Regions from separate parts of the Mus musculus genome. Here region 2 is linked to region 1. Evidence: chromatin loops called from intact Hi-C (ENCODE). Cell type or tissue: heart. All regions are shown on one strand.

The links. Peaks named below come from ENCODE experiments on the same cell type or tissue, not always from the same donor. Only the 100,000 strongest peaks of a DNase experiment are listed, where the experiment ranks them.
Region 2: it touches region 1 in a loop (2.1-fold over the local background); 1 of 42 quality-filtered maps calls a loop at or near these places.

The regions. Positions count from the first base shown.
Region 1 is chr13:55,207,644-55,212,643 of GRCm38, forward strand. It overlaps Nsd1 (nuclear receptor-binding SET-domain protein 1), which reads left to right and starts at 2,139. Exons shown (of 23, transcript NM_008739.3): 1 at 2,139-2,232. In heart, CTCF peaks have their summits at 1,387 and 2,557; DNase peaks (open chromatin) are centred at 2,738, 3,988, 4,848, 4,988 and 1 weaker place; H3K4me3 peaks cover 3,092 bases; H3K27ac peaks cover 3,180 bases.
Region 2 is chr13:55,448,145-55,453,144 of GRCm38, forward strand. Grk6 (G protein-coupled receptor kinase 6) reads left to right here. Exons shown (of 16, transcript NM_001112711.2): 2 at 1,164-1,259; 3 at 2,121-2,233; 4 at 2,363-2,440; 5 at 2,784-2,884; 6 at 3,185-3,277; 7 at 3,376-3,439; 8 at 3,559-3,699; 9 at 3,991-4,181; 10 at 4,903-4,940. It overlaps Mir6943 (microRNA 6943), which reads left to right and starts at 4,962; the gene lies at 4,962-5,000. In heart, a CTCF peak has its summit at 2,120; DNase peaks (open chromatin) are centred at 1,747, 2,417, 3,517 and 3,927.

The sequences.
Region 1 (5,000 bases):
TTTTTACTGTAAAGGCAAAATCCCATCATCATCCTTCCACGGCACCCTAGTTCCTTCCTTCCAAGGCCCTGCATGATCAGGCCTCTGTGAGTTTTCCTGTCTTCATTTCAGCCTCTTCTTGTACTCCCAGCCTTGGGTCCCATGTTCTAGATCATGGTCATGCTCAACTGTGGTCGGCTCCTCCAGTCTGGTGTTTCTCTGGGCTCTTCTGCTGGAATTGCTACCTGTGTCCTCCCTCCCTGACGACTCCTTTATATTCTTCAGAATCTGTCCTTTCTAGATCTTCTGGGTGTTCTCCTAGCACGTCTGCCCCCACCTCACCCCCCAAGGCTCTTAGCATCCTCAACAAGTATTTGCTGAGCTAACAAATCAGAAGGGAACAGTTCTGAAAGAGGCTGCTCTATGGCCAAGAATCCGTGCAGGTACCTTGCATCAGGGTACCTGATAAAAGATCCATAGATTATAGAGGAAGAAATGGGGGCTGAGGTCTTTGCCTGACAGTTACATCCCCACACACCTGTGTGTCTGACAGGCCCAGCATTTCATGGCATCTGTTGGGTGTGTCGGCTCACACAAGGATGTTGCCCACCCCACCTGTGAAAGTAATAGTCCTGAGAATGTGCACAAAGGGCTTGACCTAGTCCTTAATTCTTTGCAGACTAGTAAAGGGTTAAAGGAACAGACGTGTGTCAAGCGCTCAGTGGTGTCTAATGCATGATACCCGCTCAACAAGGATTTGTTCTCATATGTCTGCAGGTGAGGTGTGCAGGCCCAGAAGAGATTCTTGAGTTATAATCAGTAGAGAAGAGCTAGGTCTACACCCCAGAACCCAATCCTACAGGAAAGCAGCCCCGTCTCACTTGAGGATTCAGTATCCTTCTGAATATAGAAGCTCAGCTCCATAAGCACTCTGGTTGTGTCACTGTGGTAGACAGTTTTATAGTAGGAGGAAGGGAGGACCCCCAGGGGTTACCTAGGGAAGTCTGATATTTCCCTGGGGTCTCAGTCTTGTTTCTGTCAGTAACTAGGTCATCCTGAATGGGGGTGAGGGGGAGGTAGGAGGTTAAGGAGAGGGTCCTGCAGAGCAGTAATGTGCTTACATCAGCTAGTCTCTCTCGGTACCCTTTTTTCCCTGAGGCCACAGGTTGCCTGGCACACTAGCTCCCATTTTGCTTCCCCAGAGCCTGGTGCATTGCCTAGACTGCAGGAAACGGTTGCTGAAGGAAGCAATGAGTTACATTTCAGTATTTGTCAAATATGTCTGTAATTGTTAAGGACAGAGTGTTAGCCTGTTTCAGGATCCTCCCAGATGCCTGTGTCTTGGAGGCCACAGATGAGGAAACAGAGGTTTGGGACTGAAAGATAACTTCTTCAAGGCCCTCCAGTGGCAGTTCCAAGTACCTCAAAATGGCTAGGCACTGGGAAGGGCTGTGGAGTGATTAGCATTGGGGTAACTGCCAGTTAGAAATGACAGGCTCAAATGATTACTTGTGAAAAAGGATCCAGTGAGAGCTTTCCTATTGAATTGCCCGAAGGTGTTAGCAGGAGTTATTCCTTCGTAGAACAAAAGACCGGGTCTCCATGGGAGAGGGCCCCAGTTTTTTTCCGGCTAGTTTTAGCGCAGGGAAAGATGCCAGTCAACTTTGCATCTGGAAACTCCTTTAAACTAACCCGAGGGACCTGAGGTCACAGTAGCCTCTTCACTCTTGCTTCCGCCGGGCACCTTCTCTCAGGAAACCCACTTGCCCTCTTGGCAGGGCCAGGGCTCCAGCATTACTGATGGTATGCTGAAGGCTTAGCTCTGAGCCTCCTTTAATGGACTGTGGGTCTTGGACAGCAAGCAGCTGGAAGCATCCTAAGCCGCTGCTTGCTGGACACAGTCACGAGGTGAAGGGCAGGGAAGGATGGAGTTTGGCCCAACCATTGCAGATCCCCAACCGGTACAGATACTTGGCAGGGGAACGCCAAAAGTGCCTGTTCTCCCAGGTGGGGGTCTAGTTACCAGAGGGCCCTCGGTAAACACTCTACTGGGGCAATAACTATGCACATTTACTAAGCCTCTGGAGGAATGGTGGTCACGTGGCCATCGAGGGCGGCGCCCTCGGCTTTAAAATGAACTCCAAATCACCGAAGGCTTTCTGGAAGAGGCGGGAATTCTCGGGGCCGTCCAATATGGCTTTCTCTCAACAACAAGGATGCGCTTAACGCTCTAGGGACCAAGTCATGCCTGAGGTGAGCTTCTTGCGGTGAAGCAAACCCAGGAAGCAGCAGGGTCCGGGAAGGGAGAAGTGCCTCAGGGGACTGGAGTGGCTGGACCAGGCCTGGTCCAGTCCCTGACCTTCCACTGTCTTTGAGGAATGGACGCGCTACAGCCCTACGAGGTCAGGGCGGCGGGGTCCTGGTGCTAAGTGCGCGCCAGCAGGACCCCGTCCTCCTAACGCAGAGCCTTCCTAGGCCGGGGGTTTGCGCCTTTCATGCTTGGCCAGCCCGTCCAGCCTGTCGGCCGTCCCTGTGCAGTCGCGCAGGGGTCCCGATGCCTGGGCCTCAGGGGCGAAGCGCGCTCGAGAGGGCCATCTGCCTGGGTGTGGAGAACTGCAGCGTCCGCGGTGCGAGGCGCTGCCCCTCCCGGCCCCCGGCCCCGCGCGCCCGCACCTCTCCAAGGCCGCCAGCGCCCGCAGCCCCGGGGCCGCCGTGCCAGGCCCAGACCCAGACCCACACTAGGCGCTGGAGGCGGTGCAGGGATTAGTGGACCCCTCCCCCCGAGCTCCCCTCGCCCCGCCCGGGGCAGCGAAGACCCCTGGGCCCGAGGGTGACCGAGGAGCTTCGTCCCCGCGGGGTCTGGACCGGGGGCTCGGCCTCGCTGGGCGGGGGCTGCACGGCGACAGGCCGAGGTGCGGGCGCGCCGTTAGGCTGTGTCCCAGAGGCCGGGGTGTGGGGCGTGGGCTCAGGGCTGCGGGGTCTCTCGGCCTCAGGCCCGGGTTGAGGCCACGGTCCTGCGGCCAGTACCCCGGGGCGGGTCACCCGACCCTGCTCCCCGGAGCCGCTCACCCCGCACGGCCCGGCCTGGGGAGGGAGAGGGAAGGGAAGGGGTGGTGGGTGAGGGGCCGTGGGGACCGCAGGGCCGAGTCCCCGGCCCGCCCGCACGCGCTGCTCCAGGGCGGCTGCCCCAGGCTCCCGGGAGGAGCCAATCCCCTGCCTCGCGGGCGTCGAGCCTGCGGCCGAAAGGGAGTCCCAGGGCTGTAGAGGCTTGGCTCGGGGAGGCAGACCCGAGCTGCTGCTGCCTCCATTTTGTTTCCTGTTCAGCTTGGTCTGTAGTGGTGGTGGTGGTGTGGGTTTGGGGTGCGGCTGGGCAAGGGGGTTCCCCTGCGGCCACGTCTGCTCGGGGCCTGGGGCCTCGAAGACCCCCATGCCAAACCCCCCAGGTGAGCCCTACAGCGAGACGGGGGTAGCCTCGGCCTCGGGTCGAAACCAGCGGGGCTGAGGGCAGGTGCCCAGTGGATGGGGAGCCCGGGCTGGAACCTAAGATGGAGGCCGGGGCTGACGCGGGCCTGAGAGCAAGGCCGGCGGGCCAGGCCTCAGCCAGGCACCATGGTGGCTCCGGGGTTGGGGTTCAGGATGACTGGGGTGCAGTTAGCCGTGTGCAACCAGGGGCTGGCGCGGCGCCCCGAGGTAGGTGAAAGGATCGTCATGCCACCCACGACGCCCGCAGGCCCCGACACTCTGGGGAGGCGCGCGAGGCCCCCCAGGGGAGTCCGCCTCAGGCCCCGCCCGGGCAGCTGGGCCGACCCGTAGGCCCGGGGCCCTGAGCTAGCGCCCAGGGGGAAGGGAGGGGAGGGGGCGGCAGCAGCAGCTCCGCTGATTGGGCCGCCCGACCCGGCCGCTCGCTCGCCCGACTTCACCCGCACTGAACCCCGAAGAGTGAGGCAGGCGTGGGAGCGCGCGCAGGGTGTGTGTGTGCTGCGGGGGTGTGTGCGGGGGGGGGGGGGGAACGGGGACGGGATGGGTGCGCGCGCAGGAAGGGGTGCGCGCGCAGGGAGGAGGGCGGGTGCGCGCGCACCCGGGGGCCTCGGTCGCTCGCACGCGGGCCGGTGCGCGAGGCGCTCTCCTCAGCACGCGCCGCCGCCGCGGGGGCGCGCGCGGTGGGGGTGTGAGGAGGAGGAGGCGGTGTTGGCGGCGGAGGAGGAATAGGCCGGGGCGCAGGTCGCGTTCGCTGCCTTCTCGCCCGGGGAGAGAGACGAGGGGGGGGAGGGGGGGAGGCGAGCGGCTCCTCTCTCGGTGTCCTCCGCTCCGCTCGCGCCCCGGTGTAATGAGGGTCACCCCCTCCCCCCAGCTGGCCCGGGAGGGGGCGCGGGGCACGGTAACTAGTGCGCAGGGGTGGGCGACGGGCGCGAGGGGGGGAAGGGAGGGAGGGAGGGAGGGAGGAGACAGCGGGGCCGGGAAGATGGTGGTGTGGCCGTGAGTGAGGTGAGGGGACTCGGTGGAGGGCCGGTGGCTGAGCAGGGTTGGCGGCCCGCTGTGCTGCAGCCGCGGCGGCGCCCTCCCCCTCCTCCTCCTCCATCACTACCAGCGGGCCTTGGGCCTAGCTGGCCAGGCTGCGGCGAACTTCCTCCCGCCGCGGCCCGTGCATCGCCGGCCGTGTCCCCCCCCCCCCCCCAGCCCCGCGCGCACCTCGGCCTCTGCTTGCCCTCAGGTAGCTTGGCTGGGGGTGCGGGGGCGCGGGGGCGGCCGCCCTCCCGCAGCAAACTTTGCTCGCTACTGAGTGTTGATGAGCGCCGACAGCAGCGCTGCCGGGAGGTGGCTGCCGCCGCGGCTGCGGGAAGGAGCGCGGCCCGGGCAGGCGGCGTCGGCAGCAGCCATGTTTGTCAAGCTGTAGTAGCAGCTGCTGCTACCCTGACTCGGCTCTCGCCGACCGATCACCTCGGTTTCTCTCCCGGCCCGTGGCTCGGGGTCTCGATCCTGGCGGCTGCGAACCCAGTATGTTTGCAGCCAGGAAGGCGAGC
Region 2 (5,000 bases), 240 kb after region 1:
AAGTGTACCCTGGAGATTCAGGTCCAGGAGGCTGCACGGCCCAGGTTCCTCCCGTCATTCTGATGTCCCCATGTGCTGTCCCAAAGACACTTGTGGGTCCCATTCTGACGTGCTCTGTTTGTCTGCAATGTGGGTTTTTTTGTTCACTTGGTTCTTTGAGACTGTGCCTAGTTTTCAAATTTCTAGTCTAGTTTGCCTGTCTCTCACTACTTCCGCAGGTGGGGGTGGGAACTCCTGAAGCACACATTTAGCCTACCTGTCAGACTCTGAAGGCATCCCAGCCAGCTCAGCCAAATAAAATAAGGAAGGCATCAGTGGGGTGGGGGTGGGGGGATGATGGAGCATCCTCCTGCCACCCCCTTGCTGAGGGCAGGGGATAGTTCTGGTGCGGTGATTGGTGTTACAGGGGTGAGGGGTTGTTCAGATTGCCTCTGGCATCTCACATGTGTCCCATATGACACAGGATCTCTGGCTGGCGTGCCTTGGCTTGTTATGTGATACCCTCCACTGTGGTACCTTTGTCTACTTTCTTGATTGATTGTTTAAAGACCATGGTCTCACTATGTAGCCTTGGCTGTTCTAGAACTGACTTGTAGACCAGGCTGGCCCCAAACTCAGAGATCCACCTGTGTTTTGAATGGCAAGTGCTACCATGCCCAGCTTCTTGTCTTGTCTACTTCTTTTTGTTTTTCTTCTTTTTTTTTTTTTTTCCAAAACATAATTCCTCTGTGTAGCCCTGGCTGTCCTGGAAGTTGCTCTGCCAACCAGGCTGACCTTGAACTCAGATTTACCTGTGTCTGCCTCCCACGTGCTGGGATTAAAGGTGTGCCCCACCACTGCCCAGCTCCTATTCTCCTAACCTGTAGACTTCCCACTGTGTTAGGAGTGAATGAGGCGGAACTTCTTGATGAGATGTCCTCATTGGTCATTTTGGTTCTCATCCAGGGAACTCTTACCATGGGTGCCCACAAGGGCCATGTGTGTCCTGGAACTTGTTAAGGGCATGCTGGAATGTTTGGAAGAAGCCTCAAGGTTCCTCCCGCAGCAGGTTTGGCCTTACTTAACAGGGCCCTGAAGGCCTCTCTGTACAACATGTTTAGGGGAAGGTTCCGAGGCAGGCGGCTCAGGACTCAATGGGACCCAGTTCCTGATTGCTCTTGCAGGTGGTGGCGGGAATCGCAAAGGCAAGAGCAAGAAATGGCGCCAGATGCTGCAGTTCCCCCATATCAGCCAGTGTGAGGAGCTTCGACTCAGCCTTGGTGAGGCCTGGCTCCCAGAGCAGACTGGGGGGAGGGGAGCTGGGGGGGGTAGCCATGAGGAGTCATCCCCAGACATATCCTTGGCCATGGGGGCCTGGGGGGGGGAATGTCCAGGAAGACCGAGACGCCATAGTCCAGTTTCAGTTCCTGGGCCTGAAATGGCAGAGGGCAGAGAACGGAGACTGGTGTCAGCAGAGTGGGCATGGGCGAAGGCAGAGGGCCAGGATGGAGGGAGGTGAGAGAAACTTAGGAGGGAAGTCAGGTTTGGAACACCAGTCCTGCGCTCATGAGCTTTGCACCTGAGGGTACCCATCAAAGCTAGGGCAGTATGGTGGTTACTTCTAGAAGGGCTCATCCCAGTTCCAGCATCGTGGATGAGGGTCTGAACTGTATGTACCTCAGGTGGCCCCGTCCTCTGCTGATGGCTTGCATGCGCTTGGGACGGAGGCCCAGCTGAGAGCAGCGGAAGCCACAGCTTCCTCTCGCACTTTCGCCAGGCAGGCAACAGGTGTAGACTTGGGCTGGGCTGGGCGGCAACCACACAGACCACACCCAACTCCAGAACTGTGACAAGCAAGTCCAGGAAACAACAGGGAAAGGAGACCTGGTGTCTAGAGCCCAGACTCCTGGCTGTGTGGCACTGAGTTGAATTAATCAACCCCTCTGGGCCCCATAGCCCCCAGGTTACATTGGACTTGCAGTGGCGCCCACCTGAAGATTGCAGGGAGGGTTCTGAAGAGATAATGACTGCCACTTTTTGGGGCTAGAAGTTATTGGATTCCAGATGTGGGGATATAGAACAGAGTGCCCTGCCAGTGAGTTCTAGGTCTGTGACCTCGCAGTTCCCCTCTTGGCCTGCAGAGCGTGACTACCACAGCCTATGTGAGCGCCAGCCCATTGGGCGCCTGTTATTTCGTGAGTTCTGTGCTACGAGACCTGAGCTGACCCGGTGTACTGCCTTCCTGGATGGGGTGGTGAGTATCCCACCCAGGGCCCAGCCCAGCACTGAGGGCAGGCAGAGGTCCTGGCCATTTTCCTCCCCCCCCCCCCCCGCCCCTACTCCGTCCCCACATCTGTCAGGTTCTTTGCCTCTCACCCTGCAGTCTGAATATGAGGTGACCCCTGATGAGAAGCGGAAAGCATGTGGGCGCCGACTAATGCAGAACTTTCTGAGCCACACGGTGAGTGAGCGGTGACAGGGAGATGACAGCAGCAGGCAGGGCCCAGTGACAACAGCACAGGAGTGACCACAGCCTGGGCACTGAGTGCCCGGGAGCTGTTCCAGGCAGCCCCAAGGGCATGGAGCCCAAGGGTTGGGCTGAGCTTGGGTCAGGCAGCCTGCCAGGGGCTGGCTCACCCTGCCTTAAGGGCCGGCAGAAAGGGAGTTGAACAAACTGGCAGCTAGTGTGCACTTGCTACCCATAGCCGCTCTCGGCACCCACAGACATCTGCCTGTGCTGCCCCGGGAGTAGGCAGTTGTCCAAGGGAGCCCTCTTGCATTAGGTGTCTGTGGCATGTCCCTAGGGTCCTGACCTCATCCCTGAAGTTCCACGGCAGCTGGTGAGTAACTGTGCCCAGCGGCTAGAGCAGGGACCCTGCAAAGACCTCTTCCAGGAGCTGACCCGGTAAGGCTCCATACCTCCTGGTCTGGAATTGTTCCAGGGAAGGGGGCTTCTGTGGGCTCTGAAGTCTGTGACAAGCTCAGCTCCTCTTCCTGTCCGCGTTGTTGGAGTTTAGCAGTTGCCTCCCATCCCTGCTTCAGTGTAGAGTGCATGCACCCTCCTGCTCAGGGCCTCAGTGAGAAGCTTGCCGAAGGAAAAGGATGTTGCTTTGTGTCTGACCGGCATGTAGTGGGAGGCCTGTGCCTTCAGGCTGAGAATTGGCCTTGTTAGAGGCTCGCCTACAGACTGATCCTCTCTCAACAGGCTGACCCACGAGTACCTGAGCACGGCCCCTTTTGCCGACTACCTCGACAGCATCTACTTCAACCGTTTTCTGCAGTGGAAGTGGCTGGAAAGGTGAACGCCTCCCAAGCTGGCCTGTGGTAGGTCAGATTGTGGGCTCTCATGGCAAGCCCTGCCTGTGTAAATGTTTGTTTTTTTACTCTCGCCTATAGGCAACCAGTGACCAAAAACACCTTCAGGCAGTACCGAGTCCTGGGCAAAGGTGGCTTTGGGGAGGTAAGTGGCCACCCAGGTCTTTGCAGAGTATAGTAGATTGGGTACTTGTAGGCCCGGGCCCTCCCACCTTCAGCAAGAGCATGGCTGGCCCCCATCCATCCCTGTCTGCCTGGTTACAGGTATGTGCCTGCCAGGTGCGGGCAACAGGCAAGATGTACGCATGCAAGAAACTGGAAAAGAAGCGGATAAAGAAGCGAAAGGGGGAGGCCATGGCTCTCAACGAGAAACAGATCTTGGAGAAAGTGAACAGTAGGTTTGTAGTAAGTACACAAGGAGCCCTCTCCCTTCCCCTGGGCCACACCACCTGCTACATTCCCCACCCACCAGGCTAAATTCCCTCCCTATTGCCAAAGGGACTGCCCTCTGCCCCCTCCCTTCCTGCCCTGGACAGTACCCAAGAAGGGTGGGGTAGGAGTGCTATTCCAGGCTCAGGAAGCCTGCTGGGTCCTAAGGAGTGGCACACAGAAGATGGTGGCTGCCATTAGCATTTAGGAGAGTGAGCATGCGTGCGAACAGGTTCCTGGCTGAGGGTGTGGGTCTCCCGAGCACAGGTGAGCTTAGCCTACGCCTATGAGACCAAGGATGCACTGTGCCTGGTGCTGACATTGATGAATGGAGGTGACCTAAAGTTCCACATCTACCACATGGGCCAGGCTGGCTTTCCTGAAGCACGTGCTGTCTTCTATGCTGCTGAGATCTGCTGTGGCCTGGAAGACCTGCACCGGGAACGCATTGTGTACAGGTAGGGCGGGGCTCGGGCGGCTGGCTGTTCCAGGTCTTGGTCCTTCCTGGACAGCGACAGCAGTTAGGTTTGAGAGTGGCAGCTCTGGCTGCCTGTCAGGCTGGGCAGTGGAAGTATTGTGTGCTGGAGGTTTCTCTAACCACAAGCCAACACCGGCTCCACACAAACCCCCTCGTGTTCGATAGATTTGAGCGCTTCAGACCTAGGTTTGGGAATCCAGCCTGCTGGCCAATGTGTGAATTCTGATTTTGACACGCCTCTCTGTGTGACCTTAAGCTAGTCCGCTCCCTGCTTCCAAAACAAGTTCTGTTTCTGGGAGACTCCACTTCCTGCCTTGCAGGCGGGCTCAGTAGTAGCGAGCCCTACTTATGATTATGGATGGAGCGTCTATTAGAGCCTCCCAGTGGCCCTCTGAGGGGATGGAAGGCTAGCCTCATGTGACAGAGAAGGTAGAGTTGGCCCCTGGGGGAAGGGAGCACAGGTGAACAAGTCCAAGGATGACTTCCAGGGACCCCTCTCCCCAGGTGCTCCCCCACTGGGTTGCAGTCCTCAGTTCTTACTACTCTAGAAAGTTCCTGAGGTCCTGGTTGCTGCCCGGGGAGAGCAGGGCTCGTTCACCTTGCTCCATGCCTGAACCCAGTAGGCACTTGAACTGCCAGGGGCAGGCTCTGTCTGGCTTCCTGGAAAACAGGCCTCTGACCCTGTGTTTCTCTCCCCATAGGGATCTAAAGCCAGAGAATATCCTTCTGGATGACCATGGTGGGTGAGAAGGCCCAAGTGGGAGATGGGGTGAGGTTGGAAGCTAGGCCTATCAGTGAA